3 separate regions of the Homo sapiens genome follow, and all the other regions are linked to region 3. A link is a loop called in an ENCODE intact Hi-C map of the cell type or tissue named here. Cell type or tissue: GM12878. All regions are shown on one strand.

Region 1 (8,000 bases), 160 kb after region 3:
GCAGAAAATTCATCACCAACATGTTAAGGAATTTGATGACTAAAAATAATCTCCCCACAGAGTGCATTAACGTGGTGTGCAGATTTGGGAAAAGGATGAACCCACTGGGGAGTCTGTATGATTACACCTGTAATCCCAGCACTTTGGGGGGCCAAGTTGGGTGGATCATGAGGTCAGGAGTTGGAGACCAGCCTGGCCAACAGAGTGGAAACCTGTCTCTACTAAAAATACATAAAATTAGCCAGACAAGGTGGCAGGCGCCTGTAATCCTAGCTATTCGGGAGGCTGAGGCAGAAGAATTGCTTGAACCCGGGAGGCAGAGGTGACAGTGAGCCAAGATCACGCCACTGCACTCCAGCCTGGGTGACAGAGCGAGACTCCATCTCAAAAAAAAAAAAAAAAAAAAAAGAAGAAAAGGAATGACATCAACAATGAACTGGGGCAGCTTTTGACTTGCTTAGCATCAAGAGGCTGTCCCACATGACAAAACAATATTTGAATCAATTAAATAACAGGTGATTACAAATATTATGGATACTAGCCCTCGAATCAAATTAACTCCCTAAAGGCAAGTTACAAGTCAGGGAGAGCTCAACACAAGATATTCTCAGCATCTTTTGATTCTGTGTTGGAATCTGGACTTGACAGTCAACTCCATACACAATTAGGTGGAGCCCACTCTTCCTTCTCAGAAAATGATTCTCCTAGTTCCTGGAGAAAAAAAACCACCTAGTTGTTTTAAAAGTAGAAAAGCATTAAAGCCAGGAATTACCATGGGGCAGGCAGGTAGCATGAGTAATGTTAGGTGAAGGTTGAAGACACTGACGTATTTAAACACTGAGTCTCTAAGCCCAAGGCCATTCATTATTAAGGCTCTAGGGACTTGGGACCAAATTTCGTCTGCATTAGTGTTTTTTTTGCTTCTGTGTTTGTATTAGCTTCAATGCGTGGTTTTTCTGTGTCCTGGGAGGGGCATGAAGTCTCTAGTTAGCCCTAGCTCCCCCACTCCCTGTTGTCTTACATCCCCACATGGTGGTTAATTTTATGTGCCGGCTTGGGTGGGCCATGGTGCTCAGATATTTTGTCAAACATTATTCTGGATGTTTTATGTGCAGGTGTTTTTTGAATGAGATTAACATTTAAATCCGTGAACTTTGGCCAGGTGCGGTGACTCACGCCTGTAATCCCAGCACTTTGGGAGGCCAAGACAGGCAGATCATTTGAGGTCAGGAGTTCAAGACCAGGCTGGCCAACATGGTGAAACCCTGTCTCTACTGAAAATGCAAAAATTAGCTGGGCGTGGTGGCAGACACCTGTAATTCCAGCTACCCAAGACGTTGAGGCATAATCGCTTGAATCCGGGAGGCAGAGGTTGCAGTGAGCCAAGGTTGTGCCACTGCACTCTAGCCTGGGGAACAGACTGAAACTCCATCTCAAAAAAAGAGAGAGAGAGAGAGAGAGAGAGAGAAGGCAGGAAAGGGGCAGAGAGAGCAAAAGAAGAGATGCAAAGGCTTCCATTCCATTGATTTTTCTCTTGATTGTCTAGCTCAGCACTGTCCAATAGAAATAGAATGCAAGCCATATATATAATTTTTAATTCCCTAATATCACATTAAAAAGGTATAAAAAGAATAAATAAAATCAATGTTAATAATGCATTTTATTAATGTGTTTTATTTAACCTAATATATTTAAAATATTGTCATTTCAACATACGGCACCAGCTACATTTCAAGTGCCCAATAGCTGCACATAGGTAGTGGGTACCGTATTGAAGAGCTCAACTCAATATCCCAGAACTCATTTCCTACAGCCCCCAGGGCCTCCCAGCACCCTGCTCTCTGATCACAGATTCCAATCACATTTCCCTCCATGATCCAGGGTTTCCCTGCCACACACACTCAACTCTCCCAACCAGATAGGAGAAATTTTACTGGCTTTTTTCATCTTATTTTTTCTCTGGCTCTAAACCAATATCTGACCTTTGGCAATGTGCTTCATTTCACCTGCTCTGGTGAGAGGTAGTGAGATTTTTTTTCCTCTTTCCCTGTTTCATCTTTGTCTGTCTGGCATTTGGCATACGGCCTGGCACATGTCACTGCCTCACAGGTGAGTGACTTTGGGGCATTTAAACAGGAGGGAGGTTCGGAAGACCCGGTGAGGGTAAAATCATGAAGATCAGGCTGTTTATACCAGGTGCCTTGATGAGCTACATCTTCACCTTTGGGATAAGTGCTCAAAGCCTTCAGGCTTTCCCCCTTGAGCTGGCTTCCCATGGGCAATGGTCAGGCCAGCTGTATGGCACAGAGCCTCCCACAAAGCTGGACTCAGCAATGTCTGAAAAACCCAACTGAATCGACTTCAGGCAGAAGAGACTAGCCAACTGTGGGGCCTGAGCTGAGACTCGGGCAGGAATACCTACTGGAAATTGGCCCAGGGAGGGAGCCACGCAGCTCTCTGAGTGAAGAGTGTTCTGTGCAGCAGGGGGACGTGTTTCTGCAGTTGGAGGAGCAGCTCGCTTAGAGGGAATATCGTCCTGGATATGGCCATGGCAGCAGCCATCTCACCAGGCCGGTTCCACACTATGGTTCTGAGAGTTGTTACTGGAAGCTCAGCTGAGAGCCTGTTCTTCCAGCCCTTCCAATGCTTATATGAGCTACTTAATAAATCCCTTTCTGCCTAAGCTAGTTAGTATAAACTTTATTGTTGAAACCAAGAATCTGACCCAACGTAATTAATTATAGTATCAGTCTTAGGGTTTTCCTTTATACTGTTAAGTGCACTTATATCTCTGTTATCTGAGGCAAGGGTCTGGGGAAATGGGCATGGTTACCAATGGGAATATAAATTGGTAAAATGTCTGGAAGGGTATGTTGGTAGTATTTATTTAAATTATAAAGGCACTTACCTTTTTAACCAGTATTCTAATTATAGGCATTTGTTCTGCAGATACACTTGCATATATAGAAGCTGAGTTATGTACAGTTGCAGCATTGTGTGTGAGAACAAAATATTTTAAATCACCTGAAAGCAACAAGAAGAAACTTTATCTTGATGAAATGACTAAGCTGCTTTTACCTGGAACTTTAATATATGTGAAGGAAGGCTGTCTTCTATGGTGATAATCCAATTAAGGTAAGAAGGAGATCCAAACCAATAGCTAGAGATTGCATATTGCAGGCACAGCTGGCAGGACTCAAACTGTCCAACACAAGTGGATACTCTGGGATGCAAAACCAAAATATCTGGCTTAGAACAAGCTTTTGTGCAGGCCAGTTATTGAGGCTCCCTTGGACCCCATTTGAGACCACAAAGGGGCAGGGGCACCAGGGTGAGGAAAGACTCTTGGCACCGTGATGACACAGCGTGGAGGGACAGCTATCAGTCATAAGCAGCCCTGCAGATGCTAGCCTCTCTCTGTAGAAGAGCAAAGGGTAAACCAGCTCACACAAGCACACATATGAATCCCTGCTGGGATCATGGGGACTCAGGTAGGGGTTTGCCACTCTGCTCTGGTGCCTCCCATAGCAAAGAGGCTGTCTAGGAGGCAGGGGCTCTAGGAGACGCTATTCATGTTGTATTCCACGTCAATGGCGCCCCCTGGAGAGAAGACAATTTGGATGTTGCCCATTGGAAATAGTGTGTGTCAACCCTGCAGGAAAAGTGCCCTCATTCAAAGGTGAGAAGTAACTAAAAGAGAAACAGCACACAAATCTTTAGGAAAATACAAGAAGGAGAAAGGAGGAAATCAATAGGGAAACAACTGGCAGGTAAAGAATACAGAAACATCTTGCCTCAAAACTGGTGAAAATCATGACCAAATACAGTAGTCCCCTGCCCTTATCCACAGAGGATACGTTCCAAGACCCCCAGTGGATGCCCAAAACCACATTTAGTACCAAACCCTATATACTATGTTTTTTTCCTATATGTGCTTTTTTTTTTTTTTTTCCTGAGGCAGAGTCTCACTTTGTTGCCCAGGCTGGAGTGCAGTGGCGTGAACTCTGCTCACTGTAACCTCCACTTCCTGGGTTCAAGCCATTCTCCTGCCTCATCCTCCCAAGTAGCTGGGACTACAGGCATGCACCACCATGCCCGGCTAATATTTGTACTTTTAGTAGAGAGGGGGTTTCACCGTGTTGGTCAGGCTGGTCTTAAACACCTGGGCTCAAGTGATTCACTCGCCTCAGCCTCCCAAAGTGCTGGGATTACAGGTGTGAGCCACCGTGCCTGGCCCCCTATATGTGCATGTCTATTTGATAAAGTTTAATTTCTAAATTAGGCACAGTAAGGCTGGGCTCAGTGGCTCACACCTGTAATCCCAGCACTTTGGGAGGTTAAGGCAGGAGGATCACTCAAGCTCAGGAGTTCCAGAGTAGCCTGGGAAACATAGCAAAACTTTGCCTCTACAAAAAGTAATATTAGTCAGCATTGTGGTGCATGCGTGTAGTCCAAGCTGCTTGGGAGGCTGAGATGGGAGAATCACTTAAGCCCAGGAGGTTGAGGCTGCAGTAAGCCATCATGGAGCCTCTGCACTCCAGCTTAGGTGACAGAATAAGACCCCATCTCAAAAAATAATTATCATCATGAAAAATTAGGCACAGTAAGAAATTAATGACAATAACTACTAATAAAATAGGACAAATTAAATAAAGTAATATAATGAAAGTTATGTGAATATGATTTCTCTCTCTGCATTGCACCTATTTTTGGACCCTGGTAACTGAAATTGAGAAAAGTAAAACTGTGAGACTACCATAAATCTCCATAAACTCTAGGAACTAAAGTAAAAATAATCTCTATATAACAAGCACTCAAAGCAGAGATACAAGAGTTCAAGGAAAAAAATGACAAAGCAACTGAAGATGAAAAATGAGCTGGCACTAATGTTTTCTTTGAGGTAGAATTACATAAAGTCTTAGATGTACAGTCTGATGGATTTTTTTTTTCAAGTAACCATACCCATGTAACTACCACTCTGCTACAGATATGGAACATTCTCCGCATCCAAGAAGACTCCTTCCTGCCCCCTTCCAGTCAAAAGTAATTGCTGTTTTGATCTCTATCATCCACCATAAATTAGTTTTGCCTATTGTTGAATGTCCTATAAATGAAAACATATAGTAGATGTTCTTCTATGTCCAGGTTCTTTCACTTTACCTTATGCCTGTGACAGTCATCTACATAGTTGTGGATAGCAGTAGTTCATTCTTTTTCAATATTGTGTGGTATTCCATTATATGACTATGCCACAATATATTAATGCATGAATTTTCGAGTTGTTTCCGTTTGTGTTATGAATAAAGCTGCAATGAACATCCTTGTGCATGTCTTTTGGTGAATATAAGCATTCATTTTCATTAGGAATATACAAAGGAGTGGAATTTTTAGGTCATAGAGTATATGTATATTTCACTTTGGCACCATTAAGTTTTCCAACGTGGCTGTACCAATTTAAATCAGGAACACATGCTCCATATCTTTGCCTCCATTTGGTTTTCCTTTTAGTTTTAGCCATTCTGGGAACAGCACCTCATTGGTTTTTTCACTTACATTTCCCTGACACTTCGAACCTTTTCATGTGTTTATTTATTGTGAGGTACCAGTTCAAGTCTTAGCCCAGTTTTTATTGGTTTGTCTTGCTTACTGATATGGAGTTCATTATATATTCTGGACAGGAGTCTTTCATCAGATATGTAAATACAAATATTTTATTCCCATCTGTGTCTTGCCTTTCACTCAAATGATGTCTTTTGATGCAAAGAAGTTTTTAATTTTAATCAGGTCCAACATCAATATTCTATTTTATATTTGGTAATTTGTGCTCCCTATTTAAGAAGTCGTTGCTTACCTCAAAGTCATGAAAATAGTCTCCCACTTTCACATTTACTTTTATGATCCATTTCAAATTAATGTTGATGTATGGAGGGATGCAGGAGTCAAGGTCCATTTCTTTTCTATATGGGTAGCCAGTTAACCTAGCACCATTATTGAAAATAACACCTAAGCCAGGCATGGTATTGTGTGTGCCCCAGCCACTTCAGAGGCTGATGTAGGAGGATGTGAGCCCAGGACTTTAGAGCCAGCTTGGGCAACAAAGTAGAAACCCATTTCTTAAATTTATCTGTTTTTTTTTTTTTTTGTGAGACAGTCTTGTTCTGTCACCCAGGATGGAGTGCAGCGGCATGATCTCAGCTCACTGCAACCCCTGCCTCCTGGCTTAAAGTGATTCTCATGTCTCAGCCTCCCAAGTAGCTGGCAGTATAGGTGCATGCCACCACACCCAGCTAATTTTTGTATTTTTAGTAGAGACGGGGGTTTCACCATGTTGGCCAGGCTGGTCTTGAACTCCTGATCTCAAGTGATCTGCCTGCTTTGGCCTCCCAAAGTGCTGGGATTACAGGCGTGAGCCACTGCACCTGGCCACTGCGCCCGGCCGAGCCCAATCTCTTAAATTAAAAAAAAAAAAAAAGAAAATAACATCTTTTCCCACTAAATTTCATTGGAATCTTGTTATAAATCAGGAGTCTGTACCTGTGTGTGTCCCTTTAGCCCAGAGAGTGGACCAGCTCGGTAAGTACTTTCTTGTCTTGCCACTTCTCCTCTCCTTCCTACCATGTCCTTTCTGTCCTAGCTCCTGGTAAAAGTTCCTAACAGACAGCATCTAGCTGGGAGGGAGTCTGGGGAAGGGAGGGTGACAGTGAAAAAAAGAGCAGCAGTTGACCCCTCCCACCTTTCCTGGATCACAGCCTCTCACCTGCAACAGGCCCCAGCTGAAGGAAGGGCGAAGGTGAATCACTATGCTCGGCCTGTGAATGTGAACTAAAGGGATTGTAAGGATTTTTATTACCCAGGAGTGACCAGAGATGTGATGAAAATGCTTGAGTTTTCATCCAGAAGGGAAGGCAAGGGCTTCCTGCACTGAACAGCTTTAAAGGGAAAGTAGGAGATAAAAATAAAGTTGCTTCTATGGCCACAAAACACAAGTCCTGCCTGTTCAATGAGCCAGTTACACACAAAAAACCAGTTAAGCCAGAGTAAATTCAAAGACCTGAATTTAGTCTGTGAATTTTTTCATGATTTTTCATTCTAATTATTGCTTAATTATTGGGATGATTAATAGACATTACATGTACAGACTGATCAAGGTGTGTGTAGAAATCAAGGAATAAAAAGGCTCTAAATATGTATGACTTCTATCAATTATCCATGCTTGAAGAAAGTCATATATAATGAGAGTATAGGAAATGTTTAATATCAAGAATAGGCTAATTAAAATCAATGCCAGTGATCACTACTCACCTGGTTCAAGCTCATAAAGGATGACTTAATTACATCCTTACACCCATTATTCCATATATAAGGAGGACTGAGTCACTCTTCTGTATTTCCACCCCATCCCCAGCACCTCTCCTAGGTATTCTGTATGTAACTTTATTTACCCAAGTAAACCAACTAAAATTTTCTATATTATATATATTATGTTATATTATATATTATATTAATATATTATATATTATATATTATGTTATATAATATATTAAATATAATATATCATATATAAATATATATTATAATATAATATATATTGTAATATAATATATATTTATAATATATATTGTAATATAATATATATATTTATAATATATATTGTAATATAAAATATATATTTATAATATATATTGTAATATAAAAATATATATTTATAATATAATATATATATTTATAATATATATTGTAATATAATATAAATTATAATATATAATATATAATAATATATATTATAATATAAATATATATATAATATAATATATATTATAATATATATAATATATAAATTATAATATAATATATATTATAATATATATTATATTATAATATATAATAATATAATATATATTATAATATAATATATTATAATATAAATATATATTATAATATAATATATATTATAATATATAAATATATAATATAATATATATTATAATATATAAATATAT
Region 2 (8,000 bases), 67 kb after region 3:
GCCAGGATGGTCTCGATCTCCTGACCTCGTGATCCGCCTGCCTCGGCCTCCCAAAGTGCTGAGATTACAGGCATGAGCCACCGCACCTGGCCTAAAAATTTGCTAGTTTTTAAGTAAACTGGTCAAATGAATTCTGGGTGGCTTTATACCAGAATAAGTTAGTCATAGATCCTGAGCCACACAGTATCAGAAGCCTGTTCATTTGCTAGAATAAATGTTTTCTACACATACCAAGTCCTCCTACAGTTGGCCGGAGAAATTGCTGACCCTAACAGCTGCTAACCATCTAGAACCTTATGAATCCCATTTTAGATAATGCTAAGAAATGAAACACTAGAAATGTTTGAGGAATGTAAAACTCTCACACTCTGACAGTAATGTTTAAATTGGTATATTTTATTAAATAATGTCAAATTATTCTCCAAAGTTGAAGATGCATATACTTTTCAACCAGATTCCAATCCTATACGCAAGCACATATGTACACGTGTGCACGCACACACACACACACATTTTCCTTACAAGCTCTCTATAGAAATGCACATATGTTCACAACCAGTATGTTCAGGAATGTTGACTACAGCATTGTCTAATAATAAAACATGGAAATTACCTAATAACCACCCAGAGGAGCGTGAGTAAGTAAATTGTGATGTAGCCATGAAATAGAAATTGCAGGAAAAAAAGGATGAGAAAAAAAAAGGGTACTGCAAGAGCATATTGCAGTATAGTATGTATCTGAGGTTTAAAACATGCAAAACAATTACATTATATATAGATAACAAATATATTCAGAACAATGTTTCCTCTGGGGAATGTGGAAGGGGTAAAAGAAAGAGGGTACAGAGAAGGCTGAACTCCACAATGTTTTACTTCTTTTTTAAAAAATCTGAAATAAGGCAAAATGTTAAGATCTAAGTTGGGCAGAAGGTGCACGGAATGATTTTTCCACTATTCTTTTCTGCATGTTTGAAATATTTCCTATCAATTCAGGATATCAAGACATCTGAACTGGACGGATGCTAACAAATAGCTAATATCTGACTAAGTAAGGCCAGCAAAGAAGTACTTGTGACAGAAGGCTGTTTTCGCAAGCCTTACTTTCATCTGTGTGTGGTAGAGCCATATGCACCCACACACACAAATCATTTCATTTAATCATCCAATACTGCAAAAATGGAGGAATTAACTCCATTCAACAGAAAAGCGAGTTGAGATCAAAGAAACGGTGTTTTGGCTAAGGTTACGCAGCCAAGCAGTCAGAGATGAGTCCAGATCTATAGGTGCAAAGCACATTTCACAACTGTAGTGTTTCAAAGGAACAGGAGATGCACTTAGAAACTCTTGTTAGAGAGGGGTTTCACTGATAACAAACTCAAGATGAGCCCCAAAGATAGCATGGCTTCCATTAACAGCTTAATTCTGGGTTATATGAAAAGGAAAAACAAAAAAACTATCAGTCAATTACACTCTGTACCACGCTGCACCACTCTGCACATAAGTGAAGTTTAATTTTAGACTCTGAGTTTTAAGAGGACCTTGATAAAATGGGTAGTCATTACCAAGGGCAACATTCCAACTGAAAAAAAGAATAAACTTTCTAGCCATTAGAGCTTTTAAAAACTGAACTGAATTGCTTTAGGAATACAAGCATTTCTCCTACTGCACCGGTGGATATAATGCTCTCATTTAATTATAAAACACTGTGGGTTTTGATCCAATCACCAACTCTCTTTAATTTAAACTGCTAAAAGCAAAATAACTTATTAAACCTATTGAGCTCCTAAACCCCTGTTCCTTCTGAAACTTTTTTTATTTATAAAATGATGTTTGAATAGGTAAGACTTCTTAATATAACTATTGTATTATAGTACAACACACTTCAGTGAACTAACCACCTCTAAAACTGTTCAAACAGTTGAAAGCTCTTCTGTCACAGATGCAGAGGGCTCTACTCTAAGAGATTCAACTGCATAATCAATAAACATCCTCCTAACTTTCACATTCTACGATAAGTGCAAAAGTTAGTACAGTTTCGGTACAGCAAATACTTAGCAGGGAGTCGAGGGTGAAACAAATGAAGTGGCAGAATCATATAGTGATTAAAATATTATCAAGCAAGGTGGAAACTGAAAGTGCTACTGATGTATGTATTTGGAATATAATGAGCTTTTGTCCCCACTGTAAAAAAAAATTGGGATCTAACTCATACCATATAGAAAAATTAACTAAAAATATATCAGACCTAAATGTAAGCACTAAAACTCTTAGAAAAAAAAGACATAAATTTTTGTGACCTTGGATTAGACAATGGTTTCTTCAATATGGCACCAAAAGCATAAGAAGGAACAAAATCAATAAATTGGACTTATCAAAATTAGAAATGTTTGTCCCTCAAAGAATAACCACCAAGAAAGTAAAAAGACAAACTACAGGATGGGAGAATATATTTGCAAATCATATATCTGATAAAGGACTTGCATCCAGAATATATAAAGAATTCTTACAATTCAGTACAAAAGACAACACAATTTTAAAATAAGCAAAAGATCTGAAGAGACATTTCTTCAAGGAAAATGTACAAATGGCCAAAAAGCATATGCAAAACTATTCAACATAGTCATTAGGGAAATGCAAATCAACAATTATAGTGAGATGCCACTTCACTGGAGAATGTGGAGAAATCAGAACCCTCATACACTGCTGCTGGGAATGTAAAATGGTGCAGCCACTTTGTAAAACAGTTTTGCCGTTCTCACAATGTTAAACACAATTATCATATGACCCCGCAATTCATATACTCAAGACAAATGAAAACATATGTCCATGCAAAAACTTGTACATGAAAGTTCAGAGAAGCATTATTCATAGTAGTCAAAATGGATTACAGTGGGACATTATTTGGCCATAAAAAGGAATCAAGTACTGATACATGCTACAACATGGATGAACCTCAAAAACATTACACTAAGTGAAAGAAGTCAGACAAAAGGTGAAATATTGTATGATTTCACTTACATGAAATGTACAAAATAGGCAAATCCATAGAGACAGCAAATAGATTAGTGGGTGCCTGTGGCTGAGGAAGGGAGGAATGGGGAGACACTGCTAACAGGCACGGAATTTCTTTCTGAGGAAACAAAAGTTTGATATTACACAATGGTGATGGTTGTACAACTTTGTGAATATACTAAAAGCTGCCAAATTGTACACTTTAACAGGGTGACTTATGGAATATGATTTATATCTCAAGAAAATGGGAAAACTTTGTTGGGAATACCAGAATGAAATACTAGATATTTCACCACAGTAAAGAGAATATGGCAATAAAGTCCCCAGAGTACAAAAAGAACTGCAAGAAGCAAAGTACCAAGAAAATGTGTCCAGGTCAAGCCCTAAGGCTTTCTGATAAACGCATTACCAAAGTTTACCGAAAATATAGTGCACTACCAGAGACAGTGGCTCACGCCTGTAATCCCAACAGTCTGGGATTACGAAGAGGCTGAGGCAGGAGGATCACTTGAAGCCAGGAGTTCAAAACCAGCCTGGGCAACACAGGGAGAACCCATCTTAACAAAAAATTTAAAAATTAGCTAGGCCAGGTAGTGCATGCCTGTAGTCCCAGTTACTTGGGAGGCCAAGATGGGTCACTTGAGCCCAGGAGTTTGAGGCTGCAGTCAGCTATGATCATGCCACTTCACTCCCATCTGGGCAACAGAGCAAGACCCCGTCTCCTTTAAGAAAAAAAGTGCAGCCGGGCGTGGTGGCTCACACCTGTAATCCCAGCACTTTGGGAGGCCAAGGCGGATCACTTAAAGTCAGGAGTTTGAGATCTGCCTGGCCAACATGGTGAAACCCCATCTCTACTAAAATTACAAAAACTTAACTGGGTGTGGTGGCAGATGCCTGTAATCCCAGCTACTGGGGAGGCTGAGGCAGGAGAATCACTTGAACCCGGGTGGCGTAGGTTGCAGTGAGCCAAGATCATGCCATTGCACTCCAGCCTGGGTGACAAGAGTGAAACTCCGTCTCAAAAAAAGTGCACAGTCCTACACTCTGCCCCAGGCAGGCAGACCTAAAGGTACCAACCTCACTCCTATTTCTTTCTTAGTCTGTCACACATGCAAATATTAGTGGTAAGTACTTTAATAGTTTTATTCATTATAAAATAGTTCAGACAAATAAAGAGGTACTGAAAATAATTTTAATATACATTATATACCCACTACCCAGCTAAAGAGATAAAATATTATACATTCAATTATAATTTCTCCTACTTTTAACAAATATTTGTCCTTTTAGAAAAAAGAATCTGAACTGTGACTATACTCTTTCTCTCTGTTAAACCCATCTGTACTAAGCCTACATATATGGCAAATGGAGTAAAACCAAGACATCATTGTTCACCCAGGGACTCTCAAGCAACCTCTGACATGCAACATTTACCACCTGTAAAATCTCTATCACTCTCAATTTTAACAAGAGAAGAAAACACTTCCACATTTCAACAGCAATAGTAATAGAAATGAAAGTCAGAAAATGACCACAGGGTTCTTTCCATCCAAACTTTTCACTGTCACTTAGTTATAGGCAAAGCCTCCACCATCCACCTTTCCTCATGAATGGTCATCCCAGCGTACTTCTCACTTTAATATCTATCTTATTTTTCAAGGCATTTTCACAAACAACATCTAATTGACCCCCAAAGTAGATAAGGCAGCTATTTGTATACCCACTTTTACAGATATAGAAGAACAAAGTGATTATGAGCACAAGACTGGAGTCAAGCAAGGGCTTGAACTCCCTGTTTCACTATTTCTTAGCAATGTGGCCTTGGACACTTTAATATTTCTGAACTGCAAAAATAAATATGATAATGTCTGGCTTACAGGATTGTTATAAAGATTAGATTACACAATGTATATAAAGCACTTAGCACATAATCTGGTACAAAACAAGCACTAAGTGAATGTAGCTGCTGCTGTCATTGTTGCTGATTTTGTTGATTACGCAAGATCAAACAGCTCCTACACAGAGGAGCCAAGACTGATACCTAGATCTTCTTGATTCCACACAATATTGCTTCATTCTCAAGTGGTCACACCAGGAGTCCTATTTGTACAAAGCAGACTCTATCATTTCCAGACAATGCCTCCCCATTTTCTTCTAGACAACATGGTGATCACTTTAGGATTTTAAGAAGCAAAAGCCAATAGTGATACCAACAACTGCTAACATCACAAAAGATAACCAGAGATTTTGTGTGTCTCACAATACTATCTATAAAGTTGTCTTGTCCTCCCCCCACCAAAAAAATAACATCTTAATCAAGCTTCTACATCAAACTGTCAATTTACAGGATATAGAGAGGGCAGAGCAACATGTTTAACCAAACTGCAATCCAGACTGTAGGAAATTCTACAGGACAACCACACAGGTTCTTCAAAAGATAAATTACAAAGAAAAAAAAGGGGATGGGGGGAAGAGGGAATCTACAAATTTTAAAAAAGACTTGAGACATTTCATTCATTAAAATTTTTTTGAATTCTCCCCCCAAAAAAGACAGTATCAGCCCCATGTACATCTGCTTGGGGAAGTGATTATGCTAATGACATAACCAGAATATTCAGGAATATTCTAGACTTTGGGACATTCCTTTTTTTTTGTCATTGCAAATAAATTAATGAATGTTCTGGTTTGTAAAAGAAAGGCAACAACAACATATATAGACTTTACTCTGCCTATGCTATAACCTAATATAAAAGTCTTATTCTGAAGACTATTCTTAAGACTATAGGTTCACAAGTTTTTTAAATAAGCCCCCCTTTTCCTTCCCAAATCCACGAGAGATGGCTGGAGCAAAAGTCAAAGAAAAAAATGAGAATAAAAGTCATAACTATGAAATGAAATTTTCACAATTTTCTTTTTAATTAAAGCTTAAAAGAAAGCTAACACCATCAATAGGATTAGCTGTCAAATGGAACCTTCCCAGAAGTAACCCAACTATGATATGATTTGAGATATCTTAATAAAAATTATAGCTCCTCCTTGTCATGAGGAAGTAGCTAGCTTAAGGTAAATTAAATGAAAATTAATCTGAAATTTCAATATGAGCACATGCTATAATGAAATTACTTGTTTGTTTCCATATTACTTCAAAAAGGATTTGAGACCGTTCACAGGGTGTATTAGAATTAAAAAGAAAGAAGAAATTGGGCATAGAGAAAATGAAAAGGAAAATAAGATAAAGTCAGAGGTAAGTTTACCACACAAACCATATGCTACAAGGTCCTATACAGTTATAAGAGAAGGAACACACATTTGACTTTGAGTTCCCTTCCTAAGAGAGAAATAACAATCAGTTACAAGTCATGATGACCACGTAATACAAGTGAACCAGCTGGTCAAAGGAAACAGCTTTTCCTGGTACCGAGACGTGGAGAAAAAATTACTACCATAGATTCTAATGATGATGATGAAGATGATAAAAAACAATAGATCTGAAATGTTTCCAACACAAAGAAATGATAAATGTTTGAGGTAATGGATATCCTAAATATCCTGATTTGATAATTATACATTGTATGCATGTATCAAAATATCATAGGCACCCCATAAGTATGTACTATTTATTTTAAACATTAAAAAAAAAAAAAAAAAAAACCCAGCAGCTCACCTTCACTGTATATGTTCTGGACCTGGCATGACCTCAGCATTTTGTATGTGTAAACTCACAAAATTCTCACAACCACCTTGTGGAGACAGGTACTATCATCCCTATTTAACGATGAAAAGGCTGAGGCACCAAGAGGTTAAGTAACACAACAACTAGGCAGTAGCAGAGAGAGCCAGAATTCAAGCTTAGGAAATCTGGCTCCAGAGCCCATACTCCTAACACAGCCCCTCATCCATAAAGCTGTCTCCCTTTGGATATAAGCATTTGCTTCCAGCTAAAGACAGTATTTGCCCATCATATATTAGCTCATTTTATGTTCAGTCTTCGTCCTCCAGATGAGCCGCTAATAGTAACAGTACTACTGTAATAGTAGTAACAACATCAACAAGGACACTGAGATAAAGGAGATAATACCCTCACAAGAATTCTACAAGAGAAGTGCTAAATTTCATAAAGCTGTTTGTTTTAATAGCTCTTAATAAATGTTTATTGCATTACACCAAAGAACAATTCTGTAAAAGCAATTCTATCCCAGTCTAAAACAATGCAATCAACATACTCTCTGGTATTCTGGCCTGGTCCAAGTAAAAACTGATTCTTTCTAAAGCAATGGATTGAAAGTGTTTTATTTAAGCAATTCTCAAAAAATGCTGTTTCTAGGTTTTTTTAATAAAAATCAGGCAGCAGAGTATGTGGATACATACTTGCTAGAGTGAAGCTATGCCATACTGCCAATTATAGGTACTATATATATTTCATAATCAAATGCAATCAGGTGAGTATTCTCTTATGATAATTAAGGAACCTAACCACTAAAGATGTCTAAGTAGGCTGCCAACCCACCTCTCCACGGAAGTGAGCCAAGAAAGTAACGAGCCAAAATTTTCCTCTGAAAATGATTCTGAATCTGCACCAATGGACAGTCAATTGAGTCCCAAAGTTCTATAGCCTTCAATGTCATCACAATGATTTTGACCCCAAAAGTCCTCAAAGCAAGAGTTTCCCAGCATTCAGCTCAGCCATTAAATCACCTGAATAAAGCAGCTATAGAGCATCCAACTGAGACATGTACCCCCAGCTAACTAAATCTTTAGCCAAAGAGAGAAATAACTATCAGTTTCAAAAGTCATGATGACTACATAATACAAGCAAACCAGCTGGTCAAAGGAAACACAGCTTTTCCTGGTACCGAGACCTGGAAAAAAATTTACTACATAGATTCTAATGATGATGATGATGATGATGCCAACAGGGGTCTGGATTAGCAAGGACTCTTTCAGTTACAAACAACAGGAACACTTGCAAACCAGCACAAGCAAATTGG
Region 3 (8,000 bases):
ACATGGAGAGCTTGGACCTTCACCTAGTAGTAACAAGGTACCCTTCTCTCTTTCTGCCACAGGCTGTTTTTGGAGAAGCCTAGCAGAGTCAGGCCTTTCACCATCACACAGTAAAGAGACTATCACCCTGTGGAGGATATGTGGGGAACCATAATGACACATTCCTGCCCCTCCCAGCCAGGGAGAAATCAATGTGGGCAAGAACTCCCATCCATGACCAGCAGTAACAAAGAATCTCTCCCTAAATTGAGTGTCAAGAGAGGCAAAGTAGAGAACCTGGACTTGTATCCCCACAGGAAAGTAATGAGGCTTCCCTCCTTCTCATGCGGGGGCAGGGCCAGAGAAAGCCAACTAAATCAGAACATTTAAATAAGACCCAGAGTGTCAGCATGTAATACTAAAAATGTCCAGGTATCAAATAAAAATCACTCATCATACCAAGATCCAGGAATATCTCAAACAGAATGAAAAAAGGCAATCCACAGATGCCAATACCAAGATGATGGAGGTGTTAAAATTATCTGAAAAACATGTTTAAGCAGCTGTCACAAAAATGACTCAAGGAGCCATTACAGACATACTTGAAACAACAAAATAACTGAGAGTCTCAAAAACAAAGCAAGATATAAAGAACATACTGCAAAGAAAGAAAAGATATAAAGAAGAACCAAATGGAAATTTCAGAACTGAAAAATAGGTAAAACAAAAGATGTAATGGATGGATGCAACAGTAGAATGGAAGGGACAGAGGAAAGAATCACTGAACCAAAATATAGAACAATAGATACTATCCAGTCTAAACAACAGAGAAAAAATAGCCTGAAAACAAATAATTAGAGCCTCAAGACCTAACAAAAGATCTAACGCTAACAAAAGATCAAGCTCTAACAAAAGATCTACCTTCTGCCATGGAATCCAACAAGGAGAGAAGAAAGTGGGCTGGGCTGAAAAAGTGCTCTAAGAAAAAAACCAGACAATTTTCCATGTTTGGCAAAACACATAAATTTACAGATTCAAGAAGCCGAGTGAACCATAAACAGGATAAACCCAAAGCAATCCACATTAAAGCATATCATAGTTAAACTTCTGAAAGCTAAAGACACAGAAAGTGTAATAAAAACAGTAAGAGAGAAATGATAATTTACCTATAAGAGAAAATAATTCAAATGACAGCAGACATCTCATCAGAAACAAAGGAGAAATGAAAGAAGTGGCACAACATTTTTTACTGACGTCCACACCTGATCATCTGTGTCTATTTTTGCATCTGTTTTTTCTCTTGTTCTGGTTCTTGGCATGTCTGGAATCTGGGGACTCAATGTCAAACACTGTATCATTAAAAACCATAAAGGATGTGAAATTTATCTTCAACTGAAGAGTTTCTTTACTTTCTGGTTGGCAGCGGGAGCTAATAAAATCAGAGATCAAGCTAACTTGAAGCTTGTTTTCAATCTTATTAAGACCTAGTCTACTCCTGGTTCACTCTTACTGCTAGGATGCAGTTGTTCAACCTAGGGTGTTTACCAGGACGCCTCTATCTCTAGCACCATGAAACTGCTGAAAACTCTGCTGAGCTTAGTTTGTTAGCAGCCACTTTCTGCTCAACTTTCCTGCTTATTGGTTTGTGTTGCTTACTAAGCTGTGACAACTCTTAAGGGAAACATGATTCAGACTTATAGGCTCACTTCTCTGTGACTGTCTTCGCCACTCAAGCTCTAGCTACCTTGGTAACCATGAACTCCAACAGTCTCTCATCAGGGTTTGGGGACCTCTAGTTTAACTGAGTGAACCTGTCTTATATGGCAAAGGTAGATTAACTCCTTGAATTATATAGCTCTTTCAATATCAAACTCTGTTGAAAAAGCATCAACGACTTCTCATACAGAAGAATAAAGTCCTACCTCGTTAGCTACAAGTCCACTCAGAATTCTGTCCTTATATATGCCTAACCTCCTGCCTTATTCTCCAGTCAATTCCTACTGTCAGGTCTTTCCTCAGATAAATCCCTCTTCCTGGAGTAGCACTCCCACCTCCTGGCTCCCAAGAGAATCCATATTCTACTAAACTTGCAAACCCCAGTTCAAATTCCTCTAAGAACTCTTCATCAACCAACTTGTTGCCCATCCCCCTTACTCATTAAGGTATCTGAGAACAGGTTCTGTATGTGTATGTTTTAAATTCTTTTTTAACTCAACATTATTCTGTTGTTCATTAAAAAAAAATACTACTAATAATTTTTCAGTACCCACCACATGCCAAGCTTTTCTAAGCACTGGTTTTACAGCAGAGAACAAAAAAAGATACAGTCCCAGTTGTCACAGTGCTAACACTTATATGTAATGGATATGAACTATTCAGGTATTACTTTTGCATAATATATCAAAATTTTCACTGTTGGCCAATTAGGTTGTCTTCAGCTTTTACTATGATAAGTAATAGTATTGTGAATGCAGCTCTAATATAGCTTTTTTTTATTCTTTATTTACTTAGGGTCAATTCCCAAGAGTAAGATCATTAATCCATGCCCTTAGATATGTTTATGGCTTTTAAGATATATACTACCATACTACCTCTCAAATGAGTTATTCCAATTCCAAAAGCAATGCATGAGTACTTGATTCCCTATGGACTTCTTTATTATGGTTACTCAGTAAGTATAAAAAAAGTTATTCACTATTGTTTTTAACTACCAATGATGTTGAACTCTTTTCCTTAAGAGCTAATGGGCATGTCCTTTATTAATGTAGTTACTGGAATCTTAGTGTTGTAAATATTTTCATAATACAGTAATCATGTAAGGTCATATTTGTGTTTTCCACTTTGTTATTTTTCTTTTTAGTTTTAATTGTGTTGGTTTTCTTCATACAGATGTGCTTAGTTTTTATAATCACTTCTTTACAGTCTTCTTACTTTAGAAGATTACTATTCTTTGCACAGTTTCACGAGTTTTTCCAATTTAAAAAGGTCAACCATAACATTTGCATATGAAAAGGCTCTACATGAACTTTCCTAACTGCCATCTGATCATCCCAAAACTTATTAAACAATTCTACCACTGACAGATTTTATGCTTGCTCACTGTACACTAAATTACTAAACTAGATTTTCTTAATACTAAAGATACTTGTTTTTCTTAAAATAATATTTTCAGGTTTCTGAAACTAGAAGTATCAGAAATAAAATCCAAAAAAATTTGCCAGTAGCCAAGCAAAAGAGTACGTTGTGAGGTATGTCACTGCCTACCCATGTGTAAACCTATGGAAAATACATTCCCATAGAAGGTATCTGTCAATCCAACCATGACCACAGCTGAGTTAACTGCACAGGTAAACTCAGATAAGGTTGAATTTTAACTTAAATTTGAAAGCATAACTTGCTTGAAAATGTTTTCAGAGAGACTGAACCGTGTCAAAGCACTGAAATAAAAAGCTATTGTAATGCAAAAGTTGTCTGTTGCAAGCCAAGCAAGGGCAATTAAAGGCAGTAAAAACTGCACAATCTCTCAAAACAGATCATAGAATTATCAGAGCTGGAAGACACTGGTGTGACTAATTTGCATTTTACAAAGTACTATCACCCAAGTGCTGGATATCAATCTGTCAAAAGTTTCCAGCTGACTCAAAAAGGAAGTTATTTAATTCACGGCTTATCTATAAAAAAACTGAAACCATGAGTTCAACCAAAAAGAAAAGCAGTTAAATTCTACACATTTCCATATGACTCAAAATTATACTGGCAATCATAATGTGTAAAGAGACCAAGAAAGCAAGCACAGGTAAGGAAAAGCAGCATGTCAGAATTTGGAAGACGATTACACTCAATCTTATGATTCCCAAAAAGATGAGGTAGAAGTTATATGGATAAATGTATACTTCTGTCAGTAAACCTTTAAGGATTTAAAAAATAAACTTAATGTTTCTTTTTTCATGAAAATATATTAAATCTGTGGCATATGTCACAATTAATAGTGTTTGAATTGAGAAAATGCACTTTGTGTGTGAGTATATGTGTCTACATTTATTCGATTACTAATTTATTCACTCATTCATTTGAGTAGAGAAAAGCAAGATTAGAAAAACAGATAACAAAACTAAAGATATAATGCATGAAGGTCAAACACTTTGAAGAGCCTAAACATTACTGTGATGCAGAAAAATACAAAATATATAAAGAAAATATAATCCAGCTGAAAAATGACAACCAGTTAGATAAACTAGCAACTAACAGAAACAAAGAAAAAACTCATAAAATTAAAAGTAAATACCAGCAAACAGAAATAGCTGAGAAAAAGCAAATAAGTATGGGTCTTAATTCAGTTAAAAGTACTAAGAACTTATTTAAACTATGTGGCAACTGACCAAGACTCAGAATACCATAATTCTTGATCAACTACCCTACTACTGCAGTAGGTACCCGACACTGAAACTGAGAGGAGAATGCATGAAGTGAAATCATCTGTTTATCATCATCAAAGAGTTTGGACCACAGACAACTAGGGACTCTTCTGCCTCAGTTACTGACAAGCCAAACACCTGAAACACTGAGATCAAACCAACTTGTTTCTTAACTTCTTTAACTTAGGCCCACATCTTAATCCACAGAAAAAGGAGGAGGAGAAGTTACTCAAGAATTTCCACAAATAGCCATGATGGAGTAACAGAGATTAGATTTGTTGTCCCAGTTTATACTACCAGAAAACTGGATAAAACAGATGAAACAATGGCTTTTAGATATTAGATACCAGTCAGAGCAGGAGTGGGATTCCTGAGAAAAGATGAAAAAATGATGTGAGTCCTACATTTGCCTGACCTCACACCCTTGAAGCAATTTACAGGATGTAGTGTAAAGAAGGGAGATGGGGCTTAAACAGAACCTTACAGTCTCAAAGAGTTGAGGTCACAAAGATTGACACTTAGTGGGGCCAAGGCAGCCAGAATTTGTGGACTAGCCTAACAGAAAGAAACTACATACAGAGACAGTGCCTTGGAGACATGCAAAGGAGTTCCCACAAGCTGTTAGGAGAGTGCTGATATGTCCTGTGTGGAAGGAAACCACCTGAGGTTGGAGAAAGGACTAGCAAACAAAAAAAAAAAAAAAAAAAAACAAAAAACAAAAAAAAAAAAACAAAGGCCAAATAATTTCTGAAACTCTCACACAAGGCTATGAATAGTTTGTATTCCAATAGGGTAGAGTAAAAAGACCTCCCAATCCATGAAGTATCATGTAAAGTCCTCAGAAGGGTATCAACTTCTAAATTAGCTCTAGGAGAAAAGTCTACTCACTGCTCCAGACTCACCCTAACAAAGCCTCCTTAAAACAAAACAAGTCTTAAAGGGCATCAAAAAAAATTTAACTGCATGCCAAAACTTAGACCAACATTACTTAAAAGAATGGCCTCTTCGGCCGAGAGCGGTGGCTCACACCTGTAATCCCAGCACTTTGGGAGGCCCAGGTGGGCGGATCATGAGGTCAGGAGATCGAGACCATCCTGGCTAACACAGTGAAACCCCGTCTCTACTAAAAATACAAAAAATTAGCTGAGCATGGTGGCAGGCACCTGTAGTCCCAGCTACTCAGGAGGCTGAGGCAGGAGAATGGCGTGAACCCGGGAGGTGGAGGTTGCAGTGAGCCAAGATTGCACCACTGCATGCCAGCCTGGGTGACAGAGCGAGACTCTGTCTCAAAAAAAAAAAAAAAGAAAAAGAAAAAAAATGGCCTCTTTATCACAAAACCTAGCATCCAGTAACGTGAAATTTACAATGTCTGACAATCAAAATTTACCAGACATGTAAATATGACCTATAACCAGGAGAATATCAATAAAAACAGACCCAGAACTGACAGAGAACTTAGCAAACAGAGATGCCAAAAGAGTTATACATATTCTCAATACATTCAAGAAAGCAGAAAAAGATATGGAAGTGTTGAACACAGAAATGCAAGACTGTTTTTAGGCCCAATTGGAGCTTCTAGAAATTAAAAATACAAAATCTGAAATGAAAAATACACTGCATAGGACAGCAGATTTAACACTTAGTTAACTTAAAGATATAGCAATAGAAGATTTCCAAAATGAAGCACAAAGGAGAAAAATACAAAAATAATGAAAGCGAATACCACTGATTTGCAGCAACACACAAACAAGCTAAGATCAATGTAACTGAGGTCCAAAAAACAGAGGAAAAAAAAAGATAAAAAACATACTTGAAGAAATAATGAGCATAATTTTTTCAAATGCTATCAAAACCAGAAACTTACAGATTCATAAGAGGCTCAACAAAATCCAAGCAGGATAAACAAAGAAAATCACACCGACAATTATCATAATCAAATTGTTGAAAACCAGTGATTGGGGGGAAAGAAATGTTAAAGACTGCCAGAAGAGGAAAAAAGATTGTGTACAGAAAAACAAAGGTATGCATGAGAGCAAACTTCTCATCAGAAATTATACAAATAAGAAAACAATGGCGCAAGATTGGAAGGGGGGGAACCTGTCAACCTCAAATTCTGTACCCTACTAAAATATATTTCAAAATGAAGGTGGAAATGTTTTCAGACAACAGCTGAGAAAAATCCATTAGCAGCAGATTTTGCACTTAAAGAAATGATTTTTAGGCAGAAGAAAAAGATTATCAGGTCCAAATTTTGATCTACACAAAGGAGAGTGCCAGCAATGGTAAATACGTTAATAAATATAAACAATATCTTTAAGTTTTGAGTTTCTGGTTGTTTTTTCTTTTCTCAATTGTTTTAATTTCAAGAAAAATCTGTGCTTACAATAGAAACTAAAAAAAAGCAGTAACCTCCCCCAAAAGAGTTTTACTGCACTGAACCATTAAAAAAGTCATACTGATTTTATAATATTAATTGGGCATATTTCCATCTTTTCTATAATCTCTAAAATAGTTCTCACCATAGGAATTATATGTTCCTTGAAAACTAAAAAGAATTAACTGGCAAAAATTGGTTCTGGAGCTAGCTGGATGTAGCTCCAGACCAACTTTTCTTAAATCAGCTTGGGTGTTCCATAATTCATTTCAAATAAATCAGCTTAGAGTTAATAAATAGTATTCGCTTACTATTTTTTAAACATCTTTTCTATTCTTATATCTGCTTTACAAACTTAATTTTGGTTTTCCATCTTTTCCTTTGTAAGATTTGTCAGATATTTTTCTATTTTGTTTTTCAACCCTAAGAAGTAGCTTTTAGATTTTTCATTTCTGTGGTTTCTGTTTTTTAATTCACCTATTTCTGCTTTTATCTTATTAATTTCTTTCCTTTCTCCTAGGCATTTATTTTGTTGAGTCCGTTTGTTTTACTAAATTCTAAGGTTTAGTGCTTAGTACATTTATTTCATTCATTAACAAAGACTATTAATCTACTTCTAAGCACAGTATGAGTCTTAGCCTGAATCTCATTTCAGGTGCTAAATGACCACTTATTGTACATTTGATCTCCTGTTTGACCCGGTATTTATTTAAGCAATTTTTTTGTTTGATTTGTCCAAATGGTTAAAGTTGTATATTTTAAATTTCTGCTGCAGTCAGAGAGAATGGACATATGTAGTTTCAGCTTTTCTGGAATTTACTGAGATTTTCCTTTGTGGTTTAATCTAAAATTGATTTTTTAAAATGTTGCATTGACTGGAAAACTGGAAAAATCAACTTAATCCCAAATTTAGATATAAGCTTCATAAATAACTAAATAAACCCCAAATCATCAATGCAGGTTTTACACTACATTTATTCAGGCTTACAATTTTTACTAGCATTAAATGCATCCATACAATATGAAGAGTAAGGACAGAGATTCTCGATTTTGTACCTTTATCTAACTCTGGGTTTGCTGGGCTTGCAAAGGTCAACCAAAGAGTGTTTCTTAATAATGTAAGGAATTTCTAATTTCAAGAAATGTTAAAAATTCTCAAAAACTTTAATAGCTATTTAGTAACTTACACCTAAATGGTTATTGGGACAGTATCTGAAAATATGTATAAAGTA

Evidence for each region. A loop is a pair of places that touch in the nucleus more often than their neighbours do. Peaks named below come from ENCODE experiments on the same cell type or tissue, not always from the same donor. Only the 100,000 strongest peaks of a DNase experiment are listed, where the experiment ranks them.
Region 1: it touches region 3 in a loop (2.7-fold over the local background); 2 of 110 quality-filtered maps call a loop at or near these places.
Region 2: it touches region 3 in a loop (5-fold over the local background); 10 of 110 quality-filtered maps call a loop at or near these places.

What each region holds. Positions count from the first base shown.
Region 1 is chr2:24,417,426-24,425,425 of GRCh38, reverse strand. The region is part of intron 2 of LOC105374329 (a long non-coding RNA gene); the gene reads right to left. Among named protein-coding and RNA genes, the nearest start is that of ITSN2, 61 kb to the right of the region's middle. In GM12878, a CTCF peak has its summit at 3,593 (motif pointing left); a DNase peak (open chromatin) is centred at 3,615.
Region 2 is chr2:24,506,099-24,514,098 of GRCh38, reverse strand. The region is part of intron 1 of NCOA1 (nuclear receptor coactivator 1); the gene reads right to left. Among named protein-coding and RNA genes, the nearest start is that of NCOA1, 19 kb to the right of the region's middle. In GM12878, no CTCF peak of the experiment used is centred here; a DNase peak (open chromatin) is centred at 4,458; H3K4me3 peaks cover 2,544 bases; H3K27ac peaks cover 5,585 bases.
Region 3 is chr2:24,573,274-24,581,273 of GRCh38, reverse strand. All of the region lies in intron 2 of NCOA1 (nuclear receptor coactivator 1), which reads right to left. Among named protein-coding and RNA genes, the nearest start is that of NCOA1, 86 kb to the right of the region's middle. In GM12878, no CTCF peak of the experiment used is centred here; DNase peaks (open chromatin) are centred at 3,593 and 4,423; H3K4me3 peaks cover 1,284 bases; H3K27ac peaks cover 4,190 bases.